4 separate regions of the Mus musculus genome follow, and regions 1, 2 and 4 are each linked to region 3. A link is a loop called in an ENCODE intact Hi-C map of the cell type or tissue named here. Cell type or tissue: heart. All regions are shown on one strand.

Evidence for each region. A loop is a pair of places that touch in the nucleus more often than their neighbours do. Peaks named below come from ENCODE experiments on the same cell type or tissue, not always from the same donor. Only the 100,000 strongest peaks of a DNase experiment are listed, where the experiment ranks them.
Region 1: a loop joins it to region 3, with 2.0 times the contacts of the local background. A loop is called at or near these places in 4 of 42 quality-filtered maps.
Region 2: a loop joins it to region 3, with 2.5 times the contacts of the local background. A loop is called at or near these places in 4 of 42 quality-filtered maps.
Region 4: a loop joins it to region 3, with 2.7 times the contacts of the local background. A loop is called at or near these places in 4 of 42 quality-filtered maps.

Annotation. Positions count from the first base shown.
Region 1 is chr13:115,003,744-115,011,743 of GRCm38, reverse strand. Itga1 (integrin alpha 1) reads left to right here. Exons shown (of 29, transcript NM_001033228.3): 9 at 4,675-4,840. Among named protein-coding and RNA genes, the nearest start is that of Itga2, 76 kb to the right of the region's middle. In heart, a CTCF peak has its summit at 7,902; no DNase peak of the experiment used is centred here; H3K27ac peaks cover 3,317 bases.
Region 2 is chr13:115,028,100-115,036,099 of GRCm38, reverse strand. Itga1 (integrin alpha 1) reads left to right here. Exons shown (of 29, transcript NM_001033228.3): 3 at 715-827; 4 at 4,907-4,995; 5 at 5,106-5,217; 6 at 5,937-6,064. Among named protein-coding and RNA genes, the nearest start is that of Pelo, 58 kb to the left of the region's middle. In heart, no CTCF peak of the experiment used is centred here; no DNase peak of the experiment used is centred here.
Region 3 is chr13:115,085,634-115,093,633 of GRCm38, reverse strand. The region is part of intron 1 of Itga1 (integrin alpha 1); the gene reads left to right. Pelo (pelota mRNA surveillance and ribosome rescue factor) reads left to right here and starts at 3,476. Exons shown (of 2, transcript NM_134058.3): 1 at 3,476-4,440; 2 at 4,673-5,279. The coding sequence starts at 3,715. The coding sequence ends at 5,104. In heart, no CTCF peak of the experiment used is centred here; DNase peaks (open chromatin) are centred at 2,953, 3,373 and 4,053; H3K4me3 peaks cover 3,662 bases; H3K27ac peaks cover 3,554 bases.
Region 4 is chr13:114,814,045-114,822,044 of GRCm38, reverse strand. Mocs2 (molybdenum cofactor synthesis 2) reads right to left here and starts at 3,808. Exons shown (of 6, transcript NM_001113374.1): 1 at 3,722-3,808; 2 at 1,099-1,243. The coding sequence starts at 1,196. Gm34790 (a long non-coding RNA gene) reads left to right here and starts at 3,821. Exons shown (of 3, transcript XR_382937.4): 1 at 3,821-4,111. In heart, CTCF peaks have their summits at 3,591 and 3,790; a DNase peak (open chromatin) is centred at 3,834; H3K4me3 peaks cover 1,857 bases; H3K27ac peaks cover 1,197 bases.

The DNA of each region.
Region 1 (8,000 bases), 82 kb after region 3:
ACAATACACGTTATCTCTGCCTCTCATCTTTTCGAGGTGTTCGCAACCATGAGCTCTTAAGAGCCCTGTGTTTAAGAGATGAAAGGGATCTTAGTCTCCTCTTTGTGCAGAGAATTCCCCCGTAGATCACATCTGGCCCTTCCTTTCAGCTGACAATTCATAGCCCTGCATGTGCCTTGAGTCTAGGGGCAGGCATCTCTTATATCTGAAATCAACTGTTCTTTCATTCACTAAAATTTATTTATTTGTCTCATATATATATATATATATATAAGCAAGGAGGAAAGATTTGAAACCCCAAGAGCTCAGCCTGAAATCTACAAACAATAATTATATATTATCTGCATTAGCTTTCAACATGCAATTAATAAATTTATCTTTTTCTTTCAAAAGCATGACTGATGCTAAGAAGTGGGAGGGGGCGCTCATACACAGAAAAATGTTCCAGGACCTGATTCCTAGCTTTCTAGGGGCAAGGCACCCCATTTTATAAACAAGACGATACATTGTATGAAAGTTCATTTGCCAATTATTATCAAATTCTTTATTACCTCTTCTGCTGCTACAGTGTAACTATTTTTGAATCTATGGTTGAGAATAATTTCAGATGCCCTTGCCTTTACTCAGGAAAGTGTCCAAATAATGAGTGACATTTAGTCTATGGCTGGCTTCTTTCTTCAGTATATAAAGCCAGAGCTTGCTCGCTGACTCCAGAAATCTGAATATCAGAGATGATCTCATTTTTCTGCTCTCCCCAGAGGAACTGGTCAGCATCCCAAGGACCACGGATGCAGGTCATAAACAGTGTTAGCCATCATCAGAATGATCAGTGTTGGTGCTGAGGGTGTAGTTCAGCCTAGGTTGCTTGCCACCCTCGTGGGAGCACTTAATACTCACACACTAGCACACACAACCAATGTTAAGGACGCTTCCCCAGAACGACAACGTCAGTGGCATTTTGCATCAAGTCTGGCGACATGGTCAGTTTTTCCTTGCCTTGAATTGCTTTGCTTGTTTGGAATCCCATTTGATAGTCATGCATTGCCTCTCATCTAGTCAAAAGGAGATTTCAAAATCCCACTCATCTTCATGGAGTACCATATAGTGATGTGTTTCCTATTTAATCATTGAGTTATTACCAAACTGCTTTTGAGAGCTGTATAAGCAAAAAAAAAAAAAAAACCAAAAAAAAAACAAAAAAAACAAAAACAAAACAAAAAAACAAAGAAAGAAAGAAAAATTCATTTAATGATAATTATTTAATTTTTTTCCTAATTTGTGTCTCTTTTTCCCTAGTATATCATGTTTACATTAAAACATATTATGTGAGACCAAACTAGAAAACAAGACACGTGTGTTACTTTCTCTTGTTTGTGCAACAATACAGAAAGTCTTAGGGAATCTCAGAGTCTTCTGCTTGTATCCACACAAATAGAAACTCCACCTCATGTGCTGTGTGCACTATTCTTCTGTCTCAGTTGTCCGGACTAATCCTTCTACCCTGTCTGTCTCCCAGTATTTGATCCCGAACAACACAGAAATGTATTTTGACAGGAAACGGCTCCCTCAGAGAATTAAATATTGGTAATATAAATTCCTTATTTAAAAGATTCAAATGTGTCCTGTTCAATTTTCCCATTGGGAAAGGTCATGAGTTGGCTCTGCATCATCCATTTCTGTCCAGGGAGAGTATTAGTCTGGTCCATCGGGCATCATTAGATATGCAGAGACTACTCTTTGCGATAATGGCTGAGAGGTGTAAATTACTTATTGCACTCAAATGTAGATGAGGCATCGGTAAGGATCTTAGCCTTCCATTTATGTTTTCAAATGAAAGACAAGCTGTGCACATGAATGCACTCCGTATGTTTACTTTGACATCTCTGCCTCAAGGAGATGTCAGTTGTGAACACTTCTTTCAGGTAGATATTAGCGGAGTTAAAATGCTTAGGGTCCACAGATTTGAGATGTATGAAGCAGCAAAAATATATTAGCTGTATTATTTAAGTTTTTTTTATTTATTTTCATAGAAAACATTTTTAACAAGCTACCAGACCCTTGGGTGAAAGATTCCAATAGGCTTCTGCCATTGTTCTCATCGTGACAGAAGATGGTTCAAGATCATATGGGGGGTCACAGTAACTCCTGCATCTGAGTATATTCTCCTATAATTGTACTTACCTGTTTTTTTTTCTTTAAATATACCATGTGGGTACTTTTCCTACTTAGATAGATCCACTTGCCTCCCTCCTGTTACACTTACCCAAAAAATGTCTGATACAATTCACTCCACAATCAACAACTCCAACCACACATGCCCTAACACTCACCTATTAAAATTTTCTTACGAATATTTTGAACTTCATCAATTTTAGATGAAAGGGAGCTGATGTATTGACCCAATAGTTAGCCTAGAACGTCCTAGGTAAGAAGCAAACAGGAACAATGAAGGTTTGATATCCCGGGATGTTTAAAAAAAAATCTATAAACAACGTAAACCACTCAGAGGGACCCACAGAGTTCCGAACCTAAGGGCCATGCAGGGCACCTCATTACCAGCTCCACATTTCCTAGGCACGTGATTTCCCAACTCACTGGGCAGTCCTTCCTAGATATCCATGTGTCATTCGTTGCATGTACATCAAACCTGTGAAAGAGCTAGACTGGACTGGGTCTCTGGGGTCTTAAAAGTGAAGAGGAGAGAGTTGGCTTGAAGTCTTCTGGCGTTGAAACGTGACATTTTCTGGGCTGGTCACTGACATTCCCCAGGGAAAGGAGCAAGCACATCACGCAGAGCCTTCATGTGTCTGCTTGACTGGGGCAGATTCAACTCATAATTCTCACATTAACACTTAGCGTGCGGCAGAGTGATGCCACCATTGCTTTCAGCCACTGTTCCTAGTGGGAAGCAAGCAAGTCTGTCGTGGGTCATAGGTCATAGGAAGAACTATGTAAATGGAAACTTGGATTTCCCCCCATTTCTGTAAGTATTTATCTATATATCTTATCAAAATATCATTCTGTAACCTATCATCTCAAACCTCCCTTTAAAACCACATGTACGTGCCTGAATAACCATCAGCCCAAATTGCACACTTGTAATCCCTTGGTCTTCTCAAAATTTTTTGTGGCATCAGTGTCCATATATCTGAAAAATTAAATTCAATGATGGTTTATTGTTTTTAACTTTATAGAATATAAAGGTGCTATGTCGTATATAGTCATTAGAACTTTTAATATATTTACGTTGATGTTGTATGTTCATACAGTTCAGTTCTTTTTAGAAGTCGGGCTAACATTTGCAGGCAGCGAAAAGCGTGTCGATGCAAAGGGTGACTTCAAAGTGCACATCCTAAACACATCTGTTAGCATCCATTCCTCTCACTTCCAGACAGTTCCCTGTGCCTTCTTTTCTTCTAATACGGATCTCCTATTGTAACCACTTCCATAAATTACTTACGTTACTGATTCTGGATCCCATGGTGATGGTCACACATCGTGGATTCTTTAGTGTTTCACTTGTCACGCAAGACACATGGATACATGCTACTTTTTTATGCTGGTGCTCCTTATATTTATTATGCTGTCCACAGGAATCAACCATCACCTATGCACCCTGATTTACAGGCCTTTACGTTGTTCTCAGTTTGTGACAGTATAATAAGGGAAGCATGAATATTTAAAAGTGGGAACTAATAATCTTCAAGTGTCACTTGTAATGAAGACTAAACATGTTTTATTACAAGAGGAATATTTTCATTATGAAAGAGAAAAGTCTTTAATCGTATGCAGGCCATAGTCCTGCAGTGACGTGATGTGCCAGGGTGGATTGGTGCCCAGAGCGGGCCTCCTCCTTCTCAAAGGGGGAGGGGGAGGGGGAGGGGGAGGGGGAGGGGCTATGTGAGGGGGCACTGGGAGGGGAGGGGCAGCAATCAGGATGTAAAGTATGTAAGTAAATAAATAAATAAATGGAAAATACTTATGCAGGCAAATCAAGAATGGAAATATACCAGCTTGTAAGCAGAAATAAAAAATAATTGTGGTACTAATTTGTTTGATTCTCTTTCCTGATACTGACACTGCTATGTAATTTTAAAGTATAAAATTCGGTAATATCTTTGTATTGGGGATTTTTCATTTAAAATTTACATAGTATTATAAACATGGGCATTTTTACACAGGCAAAATAGCACATGCCTTAAAGATAAAACGTGATTAGCGTGACTTCATGAAAGTTTAAGATTTCTCATAGAAAATGAAACGCACATAGAAGACTTTATGGCAGAGTGCACATAGAACTTTCACGAGTCTTTAAGAAACATGCACATGTATACATGTATACAGGCATACGTGTATCACATATACATGTACACAAACAATTGCCAGTAGCTCCAGCTTCGGGTGGGCTTCTCTCTGGCCTCCAAGGGAACCTGCACTCAAGTACACACAACCACCAGACACAAACACGTCTAATGAAAAATAAGATAAATGCTTGCAGGAGTCAATATTATGTGAACCATGTCCTCAGAAAACTTCCATAATATTCCCATAAGTTTATAACCATCCCCTGTCTGAAGATAACATGCATGCTCTTCTTTACTGAAAATATGCCTGAGATACGTATTTAACATGCAGAAGCTAAAATACGCTCTCGCCACTTTTGCTGGACCCTAGATCCTTGGCCACTATAACAGGGGGAACTTAAGCACCGAAAAATTTGTGGAGGAGATAAAATCAATCGCAAGTGAGCCCACCGAAAAGCACTTCTTCAACGTCTCAGATGAGTTGGCCCTGGTCACTATTGTTAAAGCTCTGGGAGAAAGGATATTTGCTTTGGAAGGTATGATGATCTCTCCTAATCCTGCATATCCTATGTAAGATTCAAACGTATTGTAATGGGTTTGGGATATTATTCTCAGGACATTACTAACTCATTTTTACTGTGTGCAACAGCCATCGGGAAATAATTCTCTTTTATATGAATGGAACTACTTTACAGAAATCCATGTCGACTAGAAGCCGACTTTGTTAGGCTGTGACAATGTGCAGCTGGGCTGGGGAGCACAGCAGCCAGCATAGACCTGTGCAAGAACGCAAATGCCCCAGCATGCCTTCTTCCTTGTCTGTGACACAGGTCTAGAATGTAAAGCCACTAGCTCAACTTTGATTTTTCCCCACTGTGTCTTTGTCCCTGGGGCCGCTTCAAGAGTGTTCTGATGCAATTGCTTCTTTGTTCATTTCCTCTGTAATTTGCCCTTTGTGCATTTCTAAAGATCTTCTCGGAGTTTTGCCTCAAGTCCTTTGGCTGCAATACTCCATCTGCTATGGTTCTCTAACCATGCCACGCCTCTGAAGAGTTTTTTTTTTTTCTTTCGACTTTTTCTGTGGTAACTGCCTGAAGCGGCTACTGAGTGATGCAGTCCCTTAGGTGGGAGTGCCAGTAACAAATGACTAATCTTCTCTGACTGGTAACATCTTTTTCACAGTTTTGAAGGCTGGAGCCTCAGAAGTCACTTGGAGAAACCATGTAGAGTTCTTTTGCCCTTCTGGGGTACCTTTGTTCCACTGACTATCTACAAGAGGGCACTATCAAAGTGTCACTTCTGTAGCTGTTAAAGGCTCTCTTTCAAATTTCCCAGCAGAGCCTTTTAATAACAAATGAAAGAGAATATGGGGATGAGACTTGACTTTTAAAAGGGTAGGCTATGTTGAGTTTCAGTGAACAAGAAAAATATAGAGAAAAATACTTGTGTATATGCATATGCATGTGTGTGCATGTGTGCGTGCGTGCGTGCGTGCGTGCGTGCATGCATGCGTGTGTGTGTGTGTGTGTGTGTGTGTGTGTGTGTGTGTGTGTGTGTGGTGAGGACTGAACCCAGATCTTTATATATGCCAGACAACTGCTCTACAACTTCACTATATCTCCAGTTCAAGAAAGTGATGAAAACTTGAGGTTTCAGTATTTCTTGAGTAGCCCATGCTAACTAACATTTTGCTTTGCAACCAAGCGCACACATGTACATGCCTATAAAAAGAAAGCCATCTCAGTACGACTCATGACAGTGCTGTTATATACAGTGCACTGTGCAGTTCTCATCTCTTCCTGCTTTTTCGATTTTCTTTCAGTGAAAGTGCTTCACTCGCCCTTTCAAGTCTGAGTCACAGTGAGCTTGGTTTGTTTGTGGGGTGATAAGGAATGTGAGCCCAGGCTCTCCAGCCCCCTTTTCTCTGCAATGCCTCCAGAGACAGAACACTTGAGTCCTTATCACTCTAAAGTCATAGCAGTGTCTGAATGGCTCAGCTGTCCTGCGTTCTCAGCACACATCTCTGTCACACGGCTTTAGTCTTTCAATAGCCATTGGGATGCTATTTAGCAACCATGTTTGCCTAGATTTAATATGGACGGTCTTCCAAATCATTGTGCCCTTTTAACTTTTAATAACACAGGCCAAGAAAGAATCTATAAAGGTTTTTTTTTTGCATATTTTATTTATTTACATTTCAAATATTATCACCTTTCCCAGTTTGTCCTCCACAAGCCCCCTACCCCATACCCCTCCCCCTGTTTCTATGAGGGTGCTCCCCCCACCCACCCACCCACCCACGCACTCCCACTTCACCACCCTAGCATTCTCCTACACTGGGGCATCAAGCTGTCAAAGGGCCATGGCCTCTCCTCCCATTGATGCCAGATAAGGCCATCCTCTGCTACACATGCGGCTTGAGCCATGGGTCCCTCCATGTGTACTCTTTGGTTGGTGATTTAGTTGCTGAGTGCTCTGGTGGGTCTAATTGGTTGATATTGTTGTTCTTTCTATGGGTTGCAAACCTCTTCAGCTCCTTCAGCCCTTCCCCTAACTCCTCCATTGGGCATGCCATGCTCCGTCTGATGGTTGCCTGTGAGCATCCACATCTGTATTGGTCAGGCTCTGGCAGAGACTCTCAGGAGACAGCTATATTAGGCTCCAGTCAGCAAGCACTTCTTGGCATCAGCAATAGTGTCTGGGTTTGGTGTCTGCATGTGGGATGGATCCCTAGGTAGGGCATTCTCTGGATGACCTTTCCTTCAGTCTCTGCCCCGTTCTTTGTCCCTATATTTCCTTTAGACATTTTTGAGACTATAATTAGGGTTCCTCCTTTTCTTTCTGCCCTCAGGGTCCTCTCATGTAACCCTCCCTGCTATCCTTCAAATTCATGCTCCTTTTTCATTAATTGTTATTAAATGTGTGTGTGTGTGCACGTGCACGTGTGTGTGCACATATACATCATAAGATTTTTAAATATAAGCTGTTTGGTCTGTATAATGTTACTTGTATGAGTTGGATTTTCTGTAATTACTTACACTAGTCAAATACAGTAAGTATCATTTCTTAATATTCTCTAAGTAAGGAAGCAAAAATAACCTATAATTGGCTGGATGTAGTCACACTGTAGGGGACATAGTTTATTTTGCCTGAAATGACATTTTAAGATTTTTTTCTAACCTAACTAAAGCCCTATTAAAGTTCCTTAATAAAATGTTCAAATGCTTCAAGACATCTCTGTATCTAAATATGATATCATTCTATAAAACTCTCCAAAGATTAAAATACCTTTTTGCATCTTAATGCTGCACTATCAAGGCTAAAAGCCACCTGGGTTGTCTGCTGTTTCTGTTTTTGTTTGCAAGGCAAGGATCTGCTGGCTTTGGTCCGCCACTCCAGCCTCCCTGGGGCTGGCACCAAACAGCAAATGGCGGTACATAGAGTACATTTGCCCTTACTCTTTTCATAATGAGATCGGAAAAGGCTTTTCCCCAACTTGTTTGGGAAATCTCCATTTCCTGTCACTATTTTTGTCACATGGTAAATAGCTGCAGTTAGGAAAGTCTGCCTTGTGAGGCACAATGCCACCTAGTGAGTCAAGCATGCTCAGGCATGGACTACATAGGTCAGGGAATGGTATGGATTTCCCTGTTTTATAGACTTCCGGGGTGGGGGGAAAGGCTCGCACTCCTAACT
Region 2 (8,000 bases), 58 kb after region 3:
AAGATATGGATCTTGGCTATTGTAAAGAGTGTAGTAAGAAACACAACCGTATAATCATCTCTGTTGCATGCTGGCTTACAATCCTTCACCTGTGTACCCCAGAGTGGAGGAGCTGGACCACATGGTAATGCAACCTGTAGTTATTATTTAATGTGTACTTCTTGTTTAATGTTTAAAGATACTCATTATTTTAATGTTATGTGTATGGATGTTTTATCTATGTGTTTGTCTGTATATAGTGGGCACGTACTGGTCTCAGAGCCAGAGGAAGGCATCAGAGTCCCTGGGGTTGGAATTAAAGATGTTTGTGAGTCACTGCGTGTATCCTGGACTTCAAACCCGGGTCTTCTTCAAGAGCAGCCAGTGCTCTTAACCACTGAGGGATCTCTCCAGCCTCATCGCTGATTTAGGAAGGACTTTTACTGATTTGGAGTAGCTGTAGGCAATGCAGTCTATGACGATTTCCTTTTAGCAGTTCTTGTTTGTTTTCTTAATGATAGCCATACTGATTGCTGAGATTTACAGCAGCACTAGCAAGCTGGAACTCGAGGGTGACACTCTGCTTAATTTAGACAGAATTAAATTACCAACAGGGTCATGATCTAGTAACGTGTATGGGAGCAAACGTCGACTGTCTTAGAATTTACCATAAAATAATTAAAACAAATGTATTCTCCTGCTTAAGATTTTCAATTGCTTCTTTTCAAATTCCAGGGTTCTTATTGGTTCTCCTTTAGTTGGCCAACCCAAAGCAAGAACTGGAGATGTCTATAAGTGTCCAGTTGGGAGAGAGAGATCAATGCCTTGTGTGAAGTTGGATTTACCAGGTGTGTAAAATTAAACAGTCCATCCTAACTTGTGCCCATATTCTCACTGCAAACAACTTTCAAGTGACCCAAGAAAATACTAAAATTAATAAACCATCTTTCTGCATTTGACATCTGGAATTCATATAGAACGACTTTGTGTCTCACTCAGTCCTTAATTTATTTCAGTAACTCATCAGGAAACAGCCATAGAATTGGAATAGCTTATTCGATTTGTAACTTTACCTCTTACCCTACATTGTTCAGTATCCATTGAAAACAAGTGGTTTGCCAAATGGACATATCTACCACATTCCTCACACAAAATGCAACTTAGTATCCAAGTTTATAAACTGAATGAGAGAAATTACAGTAATTAGGTATATTAATGATTTTTTAAAATATGAAACATAGGTATATCAAAATAAATATGTCTTCATAAAAATAGCACTTTGAGTGTGGCATGACTAGAAAATTACCCCTAAAGTCTCTATCTAGAGCTTTTTTGGTATCCATAAATCGTTAAAAATGATTAAATGATTTATGTCTACAAGTTCTGCGGACAGTGTATTTTCCAGTTCTCCTGTCTTCAATTTCTAATTTCTTTGTTTATTATGAGCATTTTCCTTCACATTCATGAACACAGCTACCATGCATATTTGAATACCCTGGTGCCTGATCACTGTAGCACCAAGGATACTCAACATTTTTTCTGTCTGCTACCTTTCCTTGAGGTGAGAAAATACACACACACACACACACACACACACACACACACACACACACACACAAAACTTCTCCTTAGTTATTTATATTTTTGAAATATAAACTGGATTTTAATTATAAGTATTGAAATCCTTATCTGTTATATTCCTCTGAATGTTCTAATTTTTTAAAAAATACTAGCAGGCAATTTATTTGGCAGAGCACATTTCCCCGATTCTGATTTTTTTCAGTTAGAATTGTTAAAGTTGTATTTGGTTCTTTCTATTTCCCCTAGGCTGTGTGGAGTCCACTCTTCACATGGCCCACTCAGACTATACAGAAAAATAGACAGAGTACATAAACATATATTGTAATTGCCCTTATATGGCTTCTTTTCTAAGATACTCCTTGCTCCCTTTTAAAGATGCTGTCATTGACCCTAAATTTCTATCTTCTTTTTGTTCAAGGTAGTAAACCTAGAACTCCTGTTTGAATTTTATTACCTAATAAGGTATTTCTTTAAGGAAAAAAAGAAAAATAAAACCAAAATGAAACACCAAACCAGTTATTTAACCCAGTGCCGGCCTCTTCTAAGTACGGACTCTATGTAGCATCTGTGAGCGTCTTTGCCTCCTCCTCTAGGATTTATACTATTATTTACAAAATGATTCTTTTTGATAACAACTAGTCCCCTATTCCTGGAAACTAGAATAGTCTCCAAACTAGTGCAGAGGTTTTTTAACTACATCAAAAACAGTTGGAAACATTTTCTTTTCTTTCTAACATTTTCTTTCTTTTTAAAAAATTAATTATTTTATTTAATAATATCCCAAATCTTGCCCCCCAAACCTGGTCTCCCCTTGCAGAGTTCTTCTCCCCACCCCCCCTTCACCTCTGAGGGGGTGCTTCCGGACCCCTGTATTCCCCCACTCTAGGGCATGAAGTCTCTACAGGATTAGACATATCCTCTCCCACTGAGGCCAGACAAGGCAGCAATCTACTACATATGTTTTTGGAGCCTAGGACTAGAGTATGCTCTTTGGTTGGTGGCTCAGTCTCACAGAACTCCGAGGCATAAGACTTAGTTGATACCATTGGTCTTCCTGTAGGGTTGCCATTCCCTTCACCTCATTCAATCCTTCCCCTAACTCTTTCATAGGTCCCTGACCTCAGTCCAGTGCTTGGCTTTTAGTATCTGCATCTGCCTCAGCTGCTGGTAGAGCCTCTCAGAGGACAGCCATGATAGGCTACTGTCAGCAAGCACAACATTGTTGTGGTAAATGATTAATCCTCTGCTCCCAGCAGGTGTTCATACCTCTTCTACACCCACGCAAGTGTTTTAGATTCACAAATGAAACACACACACACACACACACACACACACACACACACACACACACACCAGCTTATTTTTAATATGACTCAACTAGCTCAATGGCAGGACCACTCCTGAACCTCCACGTGGCTAACACACTCCCCACCAATATTCCTGAGTTAATACTTACTAAATCTATGTTTTATCTTTGCTGCCCTGGACCCTGCTGCACAGCCCCATGGGGCTTCTTTCCTCTGCACCTACCAGTGTCCTCTGTTTTCTACACCCCTGTCATGGCGGAATCTTCTTTTCCCTGTCTCCTGCATTTTGGGGGGGGGGGGGGTCCGGGAATCCTAAAAGTCCCACCTCTGTCTCTCTGCCCAGCCAGCAGCCGCTGGCAACTTTATTTCCTAGTCAGAGCCAACTGGGGGCAGGGACCCTCAGTGAGGATGTTTGGGCTCCATTGTGATTTCAGGAGCTGAATTAACCCAAACAATACAATATGGCATCAGTAATAGTGTCAGGGATTGGTGCCCACCCATGGGATGGATCCCAAGCTAAGCCAGTCATTGCTGGGTTTGCCCTTGCACTTCTTGTAGACAAGTCTTATAGGTGGCTTGGTGTCCCCATCCCTCCACTGGGGCTCCTAACTGACTACTGAAGTTGATCTCTTCAGGTTGCTAGGAAACATTTTCAATATCCTCTAATTGTCATAGCAATGCTGATTCTGGGCAACCCTCATTTAAAGTCTCAAATCTAGATCTTTTGATACCAATGTACACAGTAGCTCAGCTCAAGATCCTTTGACTCATAATGCTTTGTCAGGGCTTTTTTTTTTTTTTTAATATCACAATCCCTTTGTGCATATGTTATGTTTTTCTGGTTTTGTTTTTTATGCATTTCTCTGTGTGTGAATGTGTGTGTTTCTGAACCTATGTACTTTTCTTGTGTCTTTTCTTTGGCTTGATTTGATTGTTTGTGTTTTATCTTATCTTACTAATTTATTTTATCATCGTTCTTTATTTTATTATCATTCTTTGGATGCTTGCTTTCTAATGAGAGAAAGACAAGGTGTGGATTTGCCCGGAAGAAAAGAGAGGCAGGGAGCAGCTGTGAGGGGCTGGGCAAGGCAAACCACAAACAGAACATATTTGAAAAAATATCTATTTTCAATAGGAAAAAAAATAGAAAAAAAGTGGTTTCAAAGCAAGGCTGACCAAATCCTTGATCAGAACCCAGTTCTCAGAAAGTGAGATGGACCATCCAGGAATCTGTTTCCTTGTTGACTGTAAGTCTGTAGGTGAGGGCGTACGCAGACACGAACAGTACTAAGAGTCTTTCTTGAACTCAAACTGTGCCCCTTTCAACTATTTATGCTTCTTGCACTCTGAGCAGAATCTAGGCGCCTTCCCTTTCCTTGTCAAGTCTTTCTTTTTGAACGTGAATGATTAAGCAGTGTTCTTCGCCAGTTTGGTCAGGTCGGAATGCGATGGCCCATGGTTCCTATTTGGACTGTCTAAAGTTCTCCTTTCCTGTAGTCTCTTCATCCAACCTGCCTGGACACTTCTCTAATCCTGACACAGCTTTCTTTGCAGCTCTCCTGACATCCCTATGAATTTCAAAGTCACGATAAAAACATTTTTGTTTGACTTCCCTGCTCTATGCAGAGCCGGTTCACCTTCCAGAAGTTACATTTTGCCTTGGTTGTTTGTAACAAAGAACATCAATTATCGCTAGCTATACTCTTATGCAACTGAATATTGCATTTGTTTTAATTAACAAAAACGTGTGAAAACCAATCCCACATTCTCGTTGCCCTGCTAGTTCTGCATTCTTTCAACATCCAGCCAAACTATTTGAAACAGTGATACAGACAAAGTCTCCGGGACATGAGCCAGCTCTTCAGCCTTAACTTGTTCATTATATTTCCCAGTACCGGGAAGTCTATTTAGTTGAACCAGAACAAGAATGTGCTATGCGATGAGCCAAGCAAATAGAATGTTTTAATGAGGAGACACTTAATTTCATATTATAAAACATATTTTCACACTCATGAAATCTTGTTGTTCTATTTTTGTAGTTAACACATCGATTCCTAATGTCACAGAAATAAAGGAAAACATGACATTTGGATCAACTTTAGTCACCAATCCGAAGGGAGGATTTCTGGTGAGAAAGAAGAGTGATAAGTGTCATAAAAATGGGAATGGAGTCATTTATGTCTTGAACCCTGTTGTATAATGTTCAGTTTTAAAAGCTTGCATTTTTATTTTTCAAAGGCATGTGGGCCCTTGTATGCCTATAGATGTGGACATTTGCATTATACGACTGGCATATGTTCTGATGTCAGCCCTACATTTCAAGTTGTGAACTCGTTCGCCCCTGTACAAGGTACACATTTTATGCAATATTCGTGCATGTTTGAAACCATAAGCAATGAATGAGCTACATGTCTACCCAAGAGTACACCAAAGGCTTCCCGGATTTCATCTACCATCATTCCCCACTTAGGCAAACGCTTGACTTGCTAGTATATAACCAAATTTTGCTCCTACTTTTGGAATTGATATTAGTATAAATAGCCTTAAGGATTATGCTTAAATTTCACAGCTAATACTATCATGCTGGTTGTATGAAAACAGTGAATCTCTCTGAAGAGAATAACTTCCTTTGAGATGTACAGAATAAAAACAGTATGATGAGGAAATTCCTCTGTGTGTGTGTGAAATTAAAGTAGAAGGTCAGGCAGTGGTGGTGCACACCTTTAATCCCAGCACTTGGGAGGCAGAGACAGGTCAATCACTAAGTTCGAAGCCAGCCTATTCCACAAAGCAAGTTCCAAGATAGTCAGGGCTTCTCAGAGGAGGATGGAAGGAAGAAAGGAAAAGTGTGTGTGTGTGTGGGGGGGGGCACATTCTATGATACAAATTCCAAACTGAGTATAACAAAAATACAATATTTTTTCACTAAAATTTTTCTAAAAATAATTCAAAAACAATAGGTGCGGTGAGCGCCTCTTTTAGGATGGGTTTCTTCCAGCCGGGGAGAATACTTCAGCTGCTCCTAAGAAGGGAGATGTCTAACCCGCACACCACTTTCCTCTGTCACAGAATGTAGCACACAGCTTGACATAGTCATCGTCCTAGATGGCTCCAACAGCATCTACCCCTGGGAAAGTGTCACTGCCTTTTTAAACGACCTTCTTAAGAGGATGGACATTGGCCCCAAACAGACACAGGTATGTGACCCTGTGCTTTCATTCCTACTGCCTAAAGAATGTATAATGTGTAGTTTTTGACTGGGCAAGTGTTTGAGTAGCTCCCTTAAACTAGATGTGTGCTGTTTCTACTTTTGACTTGACTGGAACAAAATGATTTTTAGCGGGGTGTGCTGGCATATGCCCTTCTTTAGTCTCAGCACTTGGGAGGTAGAGGCAGGTTTATCTCTGTGAGTTCAAGGCCAACTTGGTCTTCATTGCCAGTTCCAGGACAGCCAGAGCTACACAGTTGACTACGTTAAAAAAATCAAAGTGATCTTATTTTTTAAAAAGACAAAATGCTCACATTTTAGATAAAACAAGCTGAAAACTCCATATCCAGACCTACTAGAGAGGTGAGGTTGTAAATATCGCACTGGAATGGCTTGAAATCAGTAAAAGAAAACAGGTTTTTATCTACCATAAAATGCACATTTTTCTAAATGCAACTTTTAGCATGTAATTAATCTTTTCAAGTCTTGCAACTAGGAGAAGATATATATACATATATACATATATATATTTTTTTTACTAGAACAAATTTTAATCATATTTTACTGTATTATATTACTAATTATTTATTATTAATATTATATATGTATGTGTATATGCTATATATATATAGTGTATATACTAGATAGCATGTATAGTACATATATACTCTAGTATATATATACATATATTATAGATACAGCAATATAGTACATAACTATGTGGTATATGCTATAGTATATATAAATACTATACTATGAATATATACTATATGTTATATATAAGTTTATATATAAAATATATGCTTACACATTCAATGCAAACGGTTACAGTTTTCTTATGGTTTCCCTGTTAGAACTATACTAATTTGTCTTAGCATTCCCAGAGGAACTAGTCTGCTTGTACATCAGAGGAAACCCAGCTTGCCAGGGTGGGCTTCACGGAGCTGTGAGTCTTTCTTGGATGGAACAATGACCCTATTTAGCAGAGTGGACCAGATACTACAAGTTAATGGGAAATGAACTCTCTGTGCAGCCAAGAGTGGAGTCCCACCCACTTAGTTCCGTTCCACAGATATTTCCTTCTACAGCATTGTATCCAGTGTCACTTGTAGTATCTTCTAGCTTTACCCAAGCCAACCTATTTCTTAAAGAGACAAACTGAGAAAGGAGTGGTAGTGTGTGCCTATAAGCCCAGTACCCAAGAGGCTGAGACAGAAAACTCACTGTGACTTGAGGCAAACCTGGGTAACACACATCAAGTTCCAGTCTAATCTGTGTTACGCAGAGAGACATTGTCTCAAAGAAGCAATGTAGCCTACAAAAATACCATAGAGAAATTGACTGTATTTCTAAATTTGCACATCACAGTTCACTTGTACCATGCGTGGTGCAGGTTAACCACACTCACTTCGGTATTTATTCAGAATCGTTGGTGAATGTGTGCTCTGTGGCAGCTCAGGGTGAGGACGTGGTTCATAGTGGGAAATGAGATATGACTCTCCTTCACTGGACTTCCTTCCCCCATGCAGCATTCCTTCACACACACACCTTGTGGAATTCCTGCTTCAGAATGCCTGAGGTGTGTGGACTATATCCAAGACTTTCCAAATTAAACTTTCTGAATCTGTTATGGGAACACTGAGCCTGAACCTTGTATGATTCTTAAGTATATTCAAGTTTGGGAACACCAAATGCTCTGTGCTTATATTGATGTCCACATGTCCATAATTGACCCCAGAGCAAACGGTGGCTCATCTTCCCTTAACCAGTCCACAATTAGCTGAAATGATGAACCTCAGTGAATGGTTGTGAATAAATGTATACATCACAATTTTTTCTGTATTTTTCTCTGGTGGTGGGTATTCAATGGGATCCTTTTGCAAGCAACATTTTTTAATGGTCTCCTAAGCATATTTAGTCTTGGA
Region 3 (8,000 bases):
TGACTGGGTGCTCAAGTGTGCCACAGAGTGAGTATGGAGGTTAGAAGACAATTTGCTGTAGTCAGTTCTCTCCTGCTACCTGGAGAATGAACTCACGTTTGGTATCAGGGACCCTAATACCTACTTAGCTTTCTCTTGTGGGCCTAGTTTATACCATTTTTTTTATGCACAAGCATTCAACCCCAAATCACTAGAATGAGTTTTAAAAGGAGTCGAATTTAAACGTATGCATAGTTGAAAACAAATACCATAGGTGTTAGTTTCTTTAAGTTGACGCAGCAGAGTTTTACAACTGTAATCTGTGGGATTGACTTCAAGTCCCTCAACTGTCAAGTAGAAGAAAAGTGGGTTTCAAATGGACTGAGTGTGCCAAAAGTCACGGTGAAAACACATGGAGGGCGAGAGCCGCAATTCTCTTGACTTCCAGCCCAGTTCTCCACTCTCAGTGTCCCCAAGACGACAGACACAAGCTCTTTGCAGGCAACAGCACTGACGGTTGTCTTCTTTTGGGAAGATTAATATAAGTGTGATAGGCAAATGAGATACCACTAGAAACATTCCCGGGAAGGGATCTATTTCCAAACTCCAATAAGTACAAAGGACAAGCTCAGACAATAGATTTAGTAAATCATGATCTTTTTTATTATTAGGTTTTTAGTTCATCATTAGTTTTTTTTTTTTTTTAGCTATTTGAGAAAAGAATAAAAATACAACCATCTAAGACTATAGGTTTTAGTAGTCATCATGAAGTGAAATGAATTATAATTTGATAACCAAGAGCGCTAGGAAACTTCTGTCAGGTTAATGTGTCTGTCGCTTTATCCTGCCTAGCTTAGAATTACATATGATACTGCATGCAGAGGACCTTGCAGGGACTATGGAAAGATACAAGGAACAAAACATCCAGAGTTTAAAAAGGCCAGATAAAGCATTCCAGTTGTCCTGAGGTGCGGTTTTCAGCATTCCAGTTGTCCTGAGGTGCGGTTTTCAGCCCTTCCAGACAGACACATGAGGTAAAGTGAACTATTAAGTCCCGATAACAGGATGAGCTGAGGCACCATATAAAAATTCCTAGGATGTATTCAGAACAAAGGTTATTCTGGTGACATAAAATGCGCCCCAAAACCAGAGTGCGGGATTTGAAAACAGAGTGCTTTGGTTTGAATGCAAGGACTTGGGGGTTATATTAGGAACTACAATCCCAAATAACTTAGACATATAACAAAGGTAACACAAGGAGAAGGTGAATATCTGCTCACTGATGATACAACACTGGCCCAAGTTACAAAACAAACAAACAAACAAACAAACAAACAAAAAGTTCCTAGCTGGAAAGGTGTTTCAGACAAAACTAACTCTTTGAGAAATATTGTAGCACGTACAATCACTGAGAACAATGTCATTTTAAAAAGTAGCCTAGGGCAGGGGATGTAGTTCAGTAGGAACAATGTTTACAAAGCCCCAAGTTTGAGCCTCTTAAAAGCCTTAGGGTGAAGCCCTACCTGCCTCTAATCCCAATGTTTAGGGGATGAAGGCAAGAGGGTTGGACGTTCAAGGTCATCCTTTGCTCTATATCCAGTTAGAGGTCATCTTGTGCTACATGGGACCCCATAATCCCCCCCCCCAAGATGTTGGCCTTACAACTTTAAAAAAATGTCATGAAATATGAAATGAATCATTATGAGTTTGCCATGTAACAGATGTAGAAATAAATGCACTCAGTTTTTAAAAGTAAAATCCAAATGAATGATTACCTAAGTTTGGTAGAAACAAAATTATGTGCTGAAGAATGTAATGACTTTAAGGTGTGGGGGAGGGGTCAAGGCATTCCAAACCTTCTAGGTTGATTCCAGTGAACAGGCAAAGCTGTCAATCAAAGGAAGCAGCAGGGGCTAACAGCACATAGCTTGCCTTGGCAGAGAGGGTTATGTATATAGGACGGATTGTTCATGGTGGTAGTGGGTGGGGCTAATCCGGCCTGGCTCTGAATGCCAGTTACATGATTTTGAGAACATTTGTTAACTTCCTCCTAACTTCGTTTTATTTATTTATTTATTTATTTATTTATTGTTTCAAATTAGGGTAGCATTTTCCTTATAAGAGTGAGAAAGTGCTTGAGAAATTTTCAAAAGTTGACAGTATTTCAGGGAAAACCTTTCATTCATTAAGAGTCCAGGAAGGTCTACTTTCTTGCTTTAGTGAGACCCGTGCCTGGTTCGGTGAAAGGCTTTAGAGGAACAAAGCAATGTGAGTTAGAGGCTCTGTGATAAGAAGATGGTAAATTAGATGGGAGGGGGGTGCGGAGTGGGGGGAGAGAGGATACAAAGCAAGTTAAGGTGCAAATTTATACTGGAGTCTTGGACAACCACCACCACCCCCGCAACACACACCAACCTCTAAGAAAGATGGCTGACATCAGTTAACACGATTAACCCTCCCTTTAACCTCCTCTCCTCAATTAAGGCTCTGCTTTAAAATCCTTACACAAAACGCAGTGAGCGAGCCTAAGTGGTCAGGATTTCTCTGCTCCCCCCACTGTCTTCATTCAGAAAGAGACTTCTCTGTATTTCCATCGCCACTGTACCAAAGGGGATGGGAGAAACGGAATGGATTTTTGTTTATTTGTTTTTCTTTTTCTTTTCTTTTCCTTTACAACCAACTCTTTGGCTCTTCTTTTGGGGTGGTCATATTAGATTAGCTTATCTTTACTTCCCATATCCTCAACTTTTGGCTAGTCAGTGGCAGGGAAGATCGAGCGCTAATCTACTGCAGTCCGGCTCCCACACTGAACGCCTCAGAGACTACTGCGCTGAGTCGGCCAACTTTGGATTCTGGGATTCCCAGGACATCAATCAGGTCAAGCTACATAGAGGTCCACCAGGGGTACATTCCACGCATTCCACTGCTCTCTCTGGGCTCTGTCCTTTAACATCTGGGTTAACTGGATCGTGCAAACAGGGTAACAGGCGCAGAAAACAGCTGGACACGTTGCTGAGCCCAGACTGTACGTGACTAGTTCTTAGAAACCGCTTCTGGATCTCTCTGAGCCAACAAGCTCGTCGGTCTGAGTGCTGGTAGGGAAAGAGCGAGCAAAGCCAGGCAGAGTTTGAACTTCGCCGGGGATGGGGGGGGCAAGTCTGAACTTTTGAGGGCGCTTTTCACTTTTATATAAGTTCTGAAGCTGGCTTCACGCTAAGGTGCAGAATGATAAATCCAGCTTAAATACATATGTTTGCATTCACGTACTTGGCATGTGCTCGCACACAGGGATGTGCCGGGAAAAGCTTAGCTTTTCAGAGCGCTGACCGCCTCCTTTGACGTTTATCTAGGGCGAGCCTTTCCTTTTACTGCGCCTGCGTGCGCGCGCCGCCGACAGGCCCCGCCTCTCTGGTAGGGACCCACAACAGACTTGCGCCGGGAGGCGGGCTGCGCCTGCGCGATCGCCGCGTCAGCCGGTTTCGCGGGGCCGGCGACTGGAAGTCCCGAGAGTTGACTCGTGCTGAGCGTGAGGTTTGCCGCGCCGCGCGTGGGCCAGCGCGCGGAGACTTGAGAAAAAGCGTGGGGTAAAAGTGCTGTCCCGAGCTGCAAGAGTTAGAGGTAGTGTTTCCTTCCGGGCCTGAGCCCGCCGCCCCTTCCCTGCCCCGGCCCCCCCTCCTGGGGACACCCCCCCCCCCCCTAGCGTCCCCTGTTCTGAACTGAGCCCCTGCTGAGGTCATGAAGCTCGTGAGGAAGGATATCGAGAAGGACAATGCGGGCCAGGTCACCCTCGTCCCCGAGGAGCCCGAGGACATGTGGCACACCTTCAATTTAGTGCAGGTGGGCGACAGCCTGCGCGCCTCCACCATCCGCAAGGTCCAGACCGAGTCCTCCACAGGCAGCGTGGGGAGCAACCGTGTCCGCACCACCCTCACCCTTTGCGTGGAGGCCATCGACTTCGACTCCCAGGCCTGCCAGCTGCGGGTGAAGGGGACCAATATCCAAGAGAATGAGTATGTCAAGATGGGGGCTTACCACACCATCGAACTGGAGCCCAACCGCCAGTTCACCCTGGCCAAGAAACAGTGGGACAGTGTGGTTCTGGAACGCATCGAGCAGGCTTGCGACCCGGCGTGGAGCGCTGATGTGGCAGCTGTGGTCATGCAGGAGGGCCTGGCCCACGTCTGCTTAGTCACGCCCAGCATGACCCTTACCCGGGCCAAGGTGGAGGTGAACATCCCCAGGAAACGGAAAGGCAACTGCTCCCAGCATGACCGGGCCCTGGAGCGGTTCTATGAACAGGTGGTCCAGGCCATCCAGCGCCACATAAACTTCGAGGTTGTAAAGTGCGTTCTGGTGGCCAGCCCTGGATTCGTGCGAGAGCAGTTCTGCGATTACATGTTTCAGCAAGCTGTGAAGACGGACAATAAAGTGCTCCTGGAAAACCGCTCCAAATTCCTTCAGGTAAAAATCTTACCCAGAGAGAGTTTCCTAATGTTTTAGAATGGGGAGGAGCCGAAGGCTTGGCTGGGACTATAAATGAGATTGTAACTGAACCCTGCAGTATCTAGCACTTTAAAAAGTTGTCCAAGTCCTTAAACAGGTTAGGCCTTATTCATGTGTTTGTCAAATGTCATCGTGGGCTGATTAATGGATACTTTCAGAGATTCTTTGTCTTTTATAATTGTGATTCTAGGTGCACGCCTCCTCTGGACACAAGTACTCCCTGAAAGAGGCCCTCTGCGACCCTACTGTAGCGAGCCGCCTTTCAGACACAAAGGCAGCGGGCGAAGTAAAAGCCTTGGATGACTTCTACAAAATGTTACAGCACGAGCCCGACCGAGCGTTCTATGGACTCAAGCAGGTGGAGAGGGCCAACGAAGCCTTGGCCATAGACACTTTGCTCATCAGTGACGAGCTCTTCCGGCATCAGGATGTGGCCACCCGGAGCCGGTATGTCAGGCTAGTGGACAGTGTGAAGGAGAATGCGGGCACCGTAAGGATATTCTCTAGTCTCCATGTGTCGGGGGAACAGCTGGGCCAGCTGACGGGAGTAGCCGCCATTCTCCGCTTCCCAGTGCCAGAACTTTCTGACCAAGAGGATGATTCAAGTTCTGAAGAGGATTAAGACTGGCAGTTAATAGTTTCTTCCCTGGTTTTCTCAGCATCCTTGGCAGGTGCCAGAGCAGCACTTGTTGATCCTGCTGGGGTTTCTTGTGTGTTGGGTTCACATTAAGTGTTTTATGATTTGGTGGGCAGGACATGTATTCAAATTAAATAAATCACGACGATGTCCAAGCTTATGTTTTCTAGTTCGAGTTACTGTTTTTTAAATACCTGGAAACAGCAACTTGTGTAGTTAAGAGAAAAAAAAAAAAAAAGAAAGGCTGTTTGAGGGTTTGATGATGAAACCCCACATACCAACTTTTCTTGGTTTTCCTCCTAAAAGGCTTTTATCTCTTTTGATGTTTATTTCCATTCGACTTGGTGTTTCCGAATTTCATTTCATGCTCCACTTTTTTTCACCTCTTTCTAGCTTCCCCCTCCCCTCCCTCACCCTTCCCCCCTCCCCCCCCCCCCCCCGCAAGATTTTGACTACATTCACGATTTGAAGTGGTAGCCAAACAGTAAATAAAGCCAGTCTAAATGTTATTTTCTTTCAGGGATTTGTTAAACATCATTTTAAAGATCTGCTTGTTGCTCTTTGTGGTTCTAATCTATTTTCTGTAGAGAAATTATTTTCAGACAGTAGAGGTTTGATCTCCTAGACATCTCAGCATAGTCTCATCAGGCCTCTACAGCTGAGGTGAGAGTGTGGCTTGCTTACTGTGTGGCTGATGAATGGGGAAACTGGACGTTTCTTGACATGGAAATGGTACCATATCTTCCTGTGTTTTATTTACTATGGCTTGTCAGTGTTAAATGTTCCCAGGGTGCCTGTGGCATTAGTCTGTGCGCTCATGTTCTTACTGGACTATGCTATATTTGAAGAAAGCATGTTCAGGGAGTTGAGTGATTCATGAAGTTGTAGTCTAGTAATCCTTACTGTAGATGAGGAATTTCTACAAATTACCGTTTAGAATATTTTGAACTACATAGCTTGGATCTCAGAGAGAGGGAACCTTGGAAATTAGGGATTGCAGCTTGATCTTTTACAAGCCTCAGTGTAGCACATGATTAGGAATTCTGTCTGAAGTCTGGATCACAGATGTCTTTATCCTATATACTTAAGGTTTTATTATCTGCTGGCTTCCTTGAGGTATATAACATGTTTTAGAGTTATTTTTGGATAAATGATGCTGGGAACTGATACACTCATGATATTTCTATATCCACCTCCTAAAAATAACTCAGGTTGTCCTTTCATTTTAATAGTTAGCTTTAAAGCAATATTAAAAGTATCTTCTTAAATAACGTAATAGGAATACAGAGAGGAAGCCATTATAGTTTTTAAATGTAGGACCTGGTTGGTGATGAATCCTAATCTCAGGACATACTTTGCTGCTGTAGTGTCTTTAGCACTAAAATGAAGTCTAATCACTGGTGAATACATTTTAGAGCAAGGGTTCACTGTGGAGCCTTCATAGCTTCTCATTGGGAACTCTTGAGTGGCTAAGCTGCAGCCCAGACTAATCAAACAGCCTTTCTGCCCTGGAAGTGCTGTGCGTGATAGCCTGAGCCTTCTATCCGCAGCACTGGGGTGGCACAGGCAGGTGGATGTCTGTGAGTTCAGGGAGACCTGGGCCTTTGTAATGAGATCCAGGCTTGAAGATAGACAAGTTACTGCGGCAGGGGCAGGTTACCGTAGACCACAGAGCTGAGAACAACTGGGTTCCGAGCTCGTCATCTGCAGGTGGGCTGGGCAGGACAGCAGCCCGGGCAGCTGTGTTAGCACCTTGAATCCAGTGCTCTGCTCTGAGTGAGAAGATGCTTGTTCCAGAGTCTTCAGGTGATTGCTGTGTGGAGTAAAATCCAACACAGATGCAGGTGATGTCCTTTCGACAGGACATCGGGCTGGGTGTCAACATTTCAGATCAACTGACTATACTAATGAAGCTATATCACCTCTAAGTAAATGCAAGTTTTTATGTATATAAAGTATGTGGGAAATCTTAACTCTTTTTTTCTTAAGTCATATTTTATATTGCTATCCAAAGTATAATTCATACTATATCATAGGGACAAAAGTAATGATAAAAACAATTCAGTTAAAAACTCTAGTCATTGCTGTTGGTCAGAGTGACCCTTCAGTGTTAGAAACTAAAGTGAGTTCATTTGCTGTTCCTTAGGAAGAATGGCAGCGTCTTAACCCTGGACTTGAGATGTGGGCTAGCTGGGGAGCAGGTGGGCTCAGTGCAGACGTGTCTCAGGAAGAGTGTGGATTTACCATAATAGGAATCAGGCAGATGGATGAAGAGCAACTGTTTTATAAATAATCACTGTTGAGCCACATCTGCGATGGACAGGAAGAGACAAGAGTGTAAACAGGAAGACCGGTTAAAAGGGTGCATTGGAAGCCACTGAGAGGAATAGCATCAGTAAGGAGGCCATACACCCTCCAGTCCATGTCAAAGGACACCATTAAAAACTGTCAGGAGAGGGTCAACGTGGCTTGGCTGCGCATTTTTCAGAGTTACAGAGTAGAATCTGAAGACAAATGTCAGGTTTGGCAGGTTAGGATAAAGCAACAGTTTAAGTAGGAAGTCAAAGACAGGTACCAACTTGGAAGCAGAAAGAGTTTACATCAGTTTGAAGTGTCTGGGACATCTGGAGTGCTCTCCGAGTCTGTTGAGGTTGGGGCCTCAGTAAGATTGTCCCACATCAGCCTTGGAAAGCCATAACTTAAAAAAAAAAAAATGCACTGGGGTGTTCTGATTTAATTTACTGAAAGTTGTTTTCATTATTCTTCATTGCAAGCAAGCATTAACAAGCTGTAAGCCAGCTTATAGGTTGAGACCCTCTTGGGAGTCGAATGACCCTTTCACAGGGCTGGCATAGGAGATAGCTTGCATATCAGATACTTA
Region 4 (8,000 bases), 270 kb after region 3:
AACCTTTGCTTCTGTGAAGGATATTTACTGTTGCTTTCGGGAGATCTTTTTTCTTTCCTATCTCTTTTTTTTTTTATCTATACCTTAAAGAGTTCTTATTCAAAAACAGTTTACCTTGCAGTGTATTTATTCTTCAGTTGACAATAAAACAAGCTATTCTGACTCAGTCCTTAGCCGGGCGCTCCCACACTACCCTGAAGAATGTTTATACGCATCCCACTCTTCCATGGACTAAGTTGACCCGAGAGTCCCACGACCACACAGCTGAGAAGCTGCTCCTCTGTGCTGGACAGTAGTTGACTGTCTCTTCAGGGACAATCCTTTTAACTTCCTACTTATACAGTTTACATCCAGGGAAGCTATTATCAGGTATAAGCAACCACATTTGTTAAAAAGTAAACAAGGTCATACTACAAAGGTAAATTCAAATTTTGGTCCTGCCACTGTGAGGAAAGGCCATGTGTGGCCACACGTGGCCAAAACAAGCTTTCGTTTGTATGTGCATGTATGTGTGTGTGTGTGTGTGTGTTCATGAACCTGAACACTGTGCACATTTAGGCGGAGGCCAAATGGCAACACTGGTGTCTTCCTCAATTGCTTTCCATCTTATGTTTTGAAACAAGAGTCTCTCAGTTAATCTGGACTTCACTGGCCTGCACATCCTTAGGGATCCATCTGTCTCTGCCTTCCAGGGCTGGGGCTAAAATAATGTGTTGCCACATCTGGCTTCTACAGAGGTTCTAGGTCCCTAATAAGGCCTCATGCTCATTCATACAAGCACTTCACAAAGGGAGGCACCTGCCCAGTCCCTAAAGACAAGGTATTTTAAAATTTCTCTGAGTTTGTTTTCCCACCATCAAAACACATGCATCATAAGATCTCAATGAGAAATGTTAAATGAATATAATGAACACATCAAACTGCTTACTCTAGGGGTCATGGGAGACGGTAGACAGTATTCATCACAACCTAGCATCAGTATAGAAATCCCAGTTGCTGCTGCCTCGGTAAAGGACTGGTGCAGTCAGCCTCACACAGAATAGACAGTAAGAGCAAACCATGCGCAAGGTATCCTGAGGCTGGTCCTTCACCACATACCCAGATGGCTCAGATGCATTATCCTCCACTGATTGGCGGGATGATGGCAACCTCATCTCCGGGCTGAAGCAGGAGTTGCTGATCTCCAAGCTCGACATACTCTTGACGAACAGCAAATATCACCTGGTTTCTAACATCAGCCAACCTGAAGGAGAAACGGCCCTGGTTAGACCCTGTGAACTGCTCCTCACACCTCCTCAGCTGCATTAAGTAATACTTCATTCACGAAGGTACTGACCTAACTCTCACTACGTAGAACACACTTGACCCCAAAGATATGTGAGGTTACTCTAAAGCTAAGGCCAGTGGGAAGATAGGAACTATCATAAAACCCAAGCTCAGCAGTGCGTGGGGTTTGTTATTCTCCGTCCGCTTTTCCTTTAACCTCAGAAACCTTTTGAGTATTCTAAAGAAGAGAAAAGGACAGAAAAGTTTACAGACCTATATTCAAAACTTTGGAGAAAAGAAGAAAAAAAAAATCAAAACAAAAACTTCCCAACGAGAACACAGCCTTTTCGTATGAAGCCGGCTGCTGGCTTACAGGTAGGTGAAACAGCACAAAGGGCTTGCCAACCTTTCACAGAGGGAAAAGGTGACTTGAGTGGTTCCTAGCCAGGGAGAAGCATGCAGCCCTTCTGAGCACACAGTGTGGCACAACCTTCCGAACGGCGCCACCCTTTTTAATACAGTTCCTCACATCGTGGTGACCCCCAGCCACACAATTACTTCATTGCTACTTCATAACTGTCATTTTTGCCGCCGTTATGAATCGTAATGAAAATATCTGATATGCTATCTAATAGGTGACCCTTGTGTAAAGGTCATTCGACCCCTTGGGGGGGGGGTCGCCACCGACAGGTTGGGAGCTACTGGTATAGCACCTTCCGCACAGAGCAGAGCTCTGGGGGAAACCTCTCTCCGCAGGCTGAAGCAGCACCACTCGTGTTCCTGGGACAGTGTCCAGCCATTCTATAGCTCATCCCGACAGGGCTTCAGGGAAAAATAATAAGTTTCATTTCAGATTTTCAGGGGCCAGTGAGAAATTTTCAAATATTATAAAACCCAAGCTCAGAAGCATGTAGGGTCTGTTATACTTCATTTTTCTTTCAATCTCAGAAACTTTTGAGTATTTTAAAAGAGAGAAAAGGACAGAAAGGTTTATAATGTATCTTTTTAACAGCATCTTTCAATTTTTCATCTTAGGCTATAAAAGGCAGAACTTGCATTTTTCTGTCTTAGAAATTAGAAAAATGATTGTAAATTACATAAACATATCTAGGGGGCATCCACTTGACTGCTTTTCTAGTAAATTATCTATGGTGTTCCTTGTGGTACTTGGATGTTTCTAAATACCAGAGTTTTAAATTTTCAAGAATTTTAAAAGAACTAGTACTCTTGTGTGAGAACACACATACGCACACTCACACGTAATTTACACATTTTAGAAACCTTTACATGTTCATCATATGCACTCTATAACGTTAGCTACCCAGGATGGAGACTCTCTAGCTCCTTCCACAGCTCTGACGCTTTGATTTCCTGTGGCACAGAAATGGTCTCCGAGCGAACTCCGGCTATTTCAGCACTTTTTGCAAAATACAACACGTCAATCTGAAAGGAGAGAGGATAGTCTAAATAACCCGCACCAAGAAGGCTCCTCGCTCCCCAAATGCAATGGCTCACAAAACTTCAGTATTGGCCTGGTGGTGGTGACACATGTCTTTAAACCCAGAACTGGGGAGGCAGAAGCAGTCAGATCTATGTGAGTTCAAGACAAGCCTGGTCTACCAGAGTGTAGTTCTGGAGAGCCAGGACTACACAGAGAAACCCTGTCTCGAAAAACATAAACAAACAAACAAAACACTTCCATATATCTATAGATTCATATTTGAGACAAACGCTTTAAAATCACTTCTGATTTCTGCCTACTGTTCAGACCTCTCACAATCTCAAGCTTGTGTGGCAGCATTAAAATCCTACTAAATTTCCTTAGAAAACATGCTAAGTCTGACTTGACACGGAATCGATTCTTCCATCAGCCGCGAAGCAGAGACAGAGGTCTGAGTCAGGGGGTGGATTACACAAGTAAATTAAATAACCCAGTCAGCAAAGGCCTAGCTTTCATTTCACAGTGGTCAAATGACCTTTGATTCCGTCCTACATTACGATTGAGTTACAAAACACAGAACATTTGACATGCAGCAAAGCAAATGGGCTTGAATTACAGGATCAACTGGTAGTTTCTAGGCCAAACCCGTGTAATCAGCCTGGGAACTAAGGGACCTGACTGTGCACAAGGTCTCACCTGTCACTCAGTACAACTCGGTCTCTCCACAATAATCACGGCTGCTGCAAACTATCCTGAGCCTGTCAATCATTGGGTGATGCGCATTTCCTCACAATAATTCCTAACTAGGAGCGTTTTAATTTTAAAAAGTGTCAAAATAAATCATCCGGAATGGTAGGGAAAAAAACCGTCTAGGTAATCGGTCGTGAAGGCCATGACCTGGACACCAGAGTTCGGGGACAGAACTTGACATTCAGCGAGCAGCAGGCGCAAGACCCGGAACCCGGGAGGAGTTAGAGAGGAAGGGGCGCCCCAGCCGCGCGAACCAACTCTTACCTGGCACCTAGGAACCATCCCGCTACACACCGCGAAGCCAGTTCTCCAACCCCTAGAGGCGCCGGTGACTCAGAGCGCATGCGCAGCCGGATGCTCCACCTTCTGGGTGGTGCTCAACCCCGGGCGTGTGGACACTGCGCCTGCGTACACTTCGCTCCGCCCCGCCACGCCTCCTGCACCCACAAAAGTTTACTCTGCTTTTGGATCCCAGTGCTGCGACCTCTTGTGTGACCCGGCAGGGTGGCCTTCCCCAGGCTAACCTATGCGGCCCCTCCATCCAGTGTGGGATCCGGGTTCTTATTCGCAGCGTGGAGACGGTATCTGACTGTCACTTCAGTGTTTTAGGCGCTCAGGAGTTTCTGAGCCAGCGACCCCATCCAGACTTCCTAGGTACACATCTCTGCCTTAGTTGTCGCGTGGGTACGTGGATTTAAGTGGCCCTCGCTGGGCGCTCAGTCCGGGTTAACCGTAACTGTGTTCCAACTGTAATCTTAGTAAAAACCTTACCTTTCAGTTGAGAGTGGCGGGGGGCGTGGCTGGGTCACCTGCTGTAGGAAGTCTCACCGAGGAGATTCTTGTGCCAAATACATTTGCCAAAATAGTAACAAATACGGAAGGAAAGGACATTTCACGTTCTGTGTCAAGCTATGGGAACGTAAAAATTGGGTAATAAATTTCCAGAAGGAAAATAGTTGGCAAGATGGGTGTACTCAGTTCAAGGAAGAAATAGAAATGCAGAAGGGGAAGGGTGGGCAGAGGGGAGTAATAAGCCCGATTATGATTTGCATCAACATTTATTTTGATAAGGTTGCTAAACATTAAGGTTAAATATTTATGTCCACATGCTGTTAGGTAAACGAGGAAACTGACAGTCACTCTGGGCTCCTGGGTCGTTTCCAGTGACAGCAATGAGCAATATCTTCAATAGGCTAAGAAACAATGCATAGTTCAATGTGGTTTTGCAAACAAACTGGTGCATATAAAGGCTAGAGCCTATCATTCCTGCTTGGGGGCGGAGAGGGCAGGTGGGACCTCAAAAATTGCCTAAGAGCTCTTCCTAAAAACTTCCTTTGGTGGACTCAGAGATGAGACAGGGTTAAGCCTGTGCTAGGCTGCTCTGCCAGAGGACGCAGGTTCAATTCCCAGCATCCACATAGGCGGTGCTCAGACACTCATACAGGCAAAACACCCACACACATAAGAAATAAAATCTTAACAAGGACAAAGACAAAGCTCAATAATGTTTTACTCTATTCAAATATTAAAAATCCAATTATGAGACCATGACATCAGGATAATGCCATTCATTTTGAAAATATCCTCTTTATTCTACAAGATTCTTAGGGCTGAGATGTTGCTTAGTGTAAAGTCACAATCCACAGCACTGAACAGTAAAAATTTTTAAAATTCTTTTACAAGTTAAAAGAAATAATGTTTTCAAATGGCACACATTTTCCTGCGGTTTTTCTGTTGATGGATTTAACTTAATAGCTTAGTTAAAAAGAAAAAAAATTCTTTGTCAGCCTATTCCAAATCTTGTTGGGGAAACACGCTGTCTCCTTTCTGAGTTATTAGTGGAGTGAGTCTTTTCAAGGTTTTTGGCCTCTAGTACTTCCAGTTTCTATTCATTTTTTTCTTCATTACTCAAATAATAAAAAAAAAAAATACAGCCCTATCTTAAGTTCTGATTGCAAACCAGACTAATACCAGGATATTTTCATGTTATGCTGAAGACTTTAATGTTATTTTAGTTACAAACTCATTAATTACATAAGTGGGTAATTAGAATGGAACATAATAAATTACTAGGAATAGCCTAACCTCTTTAGTAGCAAGGTTATTGTTTTGCTTAAGTTACAATTTATTATAAAAAAAATCTAGTCACTATTTTCTCAGTCTGTACTAAATGAGATGCCATTTAGTTAAAAATACAGACATAAATTTAGATAAAGACATTTCCGCCTTATTTCTAGATTTAAAAAAAGAATCTAAACTCTGATATTAGAAATGTAGAACATTTTGGCTCCTCACAAAAGGATCTATTTATTTGAGGAAGATATCTCAGGAATGACTGTATTTCCAAAAATGTTCATTCCCTTTTCCAAAATGTTTTCCAAGAAATGTCTGTCAGGGTCTATGTTCATTAGATTTGCTAAACAAATTTTGAATGCACAGGTAACATCATTTCCTGTCTGATTAATATTGTGTAAATACTTCCCACCATTACTACTGCACATTACTGCTGTGCAGGTTAGTTTAAATGTCCACCGGTCACACCCTTGAATAAACTGGAAAAGGAGCTCCAATCTAAAAATAATATAGATCAGGCTCTGTGGACATGTCTGTGGGAAAGCCTTGATTGGTAATTGGCCATCCTTGGCATGGTGACGTCCCCTGGTCTGGGCCTTGAATTTTATAAGTCTGGAGAAAGCCAGAAGCAAGCAAGCAGGCGGCATGGTGCACACATTTCTTCTGCTCTTGACTGAGAATGTGAAGTGACCAGTTGTCAGCTTATTGCTGCTATGACTCTCTCTGTAACCTGGAACCACAAGCCAAATAAACCCTTTCTCCCCTAAGTTGCTTTTGGTCAGGGTGTTTTTTCATAACAAGAAAAACAGCTTAGTCTCTACTTGAACTGAGCCTGAAGTGAAAAAAAATTTTTTTTCTGTTTCTAAAACAAACAAGGCAATTTATCTGCCTACTTCAGGGGTTTAAAACAATCAAGCAAACAATCTGGATGTCTTGTGTATTCACCTTCATCACAGCCTATCTCTATTCTTGTCTAAACATTTTCTGTGACCTGTTTTTAGTTATTAATTTAAATCTAAGAGCCCCTAGGTACCTACTGCTCATTGTCAAGGACCCCTCTTGGAATGTGACTTGGTTTCACAGATTGGAAAACATGGAGCCTATGATCATATGCTATATGAAAAAATATATATATAATAGATCTTGAAATTTCAGTCTTTATGCAATTCTTTGAGTATAATAGAATTTATGCTCAGCAGAAATATTTCTGAAGATGATCGGGAGCTGGTATAAGATAAAGAGACACTGGACTAATATCTTTGAAGAATTTCAAATGCCATTTTAAAAAAAACTGATAACATGGTAATTATGTTTTGAAATACTAGCTTTACATAAACCCACATGAAATTATGCATCTTTACAGGTGACCCAAAATTTCCAACACCAATCTACACAAATGACTTATGAAAACAGATTTATTATTAAGGCCTGCTATAAGAAGCATGCCCAGCGCAAGGCATGTATTATTGAACACACTTCACAATGCCTTACGCACCACACCTTGTAGGTGTATACATATTATCAAGTTGGCTTTGTGATCAAATGAGTGTTTGAAATTATGCTATACTTCTTGTTTTATTCATTAGTAATTTGTAAAGAATAAACCCCACATAAACTCCATATCCTTGTTAGTTTATTCAAGGAGTAAGGTCAAAAGAAGCATGCCTTTGGGGCTAGTCATTTCTATTACAAATCTTTCACCTCAAAAAGTAGGGAGCTAGCTCTTAAAGACACCTGTGATCATTTTTAAAAACATTTTTTTTGAAAACCAATATGCAATCTTCCAGTTGAAGGTGGCAACAGAAGTCTGGATCTCAAATTTTTGTTGTGTGAAAATCTAAGATTTGCACATAGAGATATGCAAGAGGCACAAGTAAGGAAAGGGGGAAGAAGAGAGAGAAGGGGGGGAGGAAGAGAGGGTGGAGGGGAGGAAGGGAGGGGGGAAGGAAGAGAGGGTGGAGAGGGAGGAAAGGAGGGGAGAGAGGAGGTTGGTCAAAGAGTTGTTAGCCAATGAAAACCAAATCTTTAAGGACCATAGTATGGATTCTAGAAAGCTCCAACCAATGACTTTTTAGAAGCATTAGGAGGGAGAGTTGAGGAAAAGAAAACTCAAAAGCAATGAGCCAAAAAATAGCAGACCAACTCTCTTAGAAGATAAAAAAGAGAACAGGATTGGGAGCCATTTCTGGGGAGGGTACAGGCTATGTCTGGTCTTGGTGAATAGCTCATGTCAAGTCCTAGTCTTCAAACAGCTCCATAAGGAAGCCAATCTCACCTTTTGCACACATCTCAGCCTTTGTCAGTAGCAGTGACTGATTCTGGAATACAGGAAAAGAACACAAGCTGGATGTCTCTCCTTAAATGTGGTAAAAACCTCAAAAGATTGAAATAGGTATAGAGTTTGGATATCATCCGAAGCCCAGGTTTCTCTCAGGACTCAAAGAGCGTAGGCCCACCATTGTGCACTACA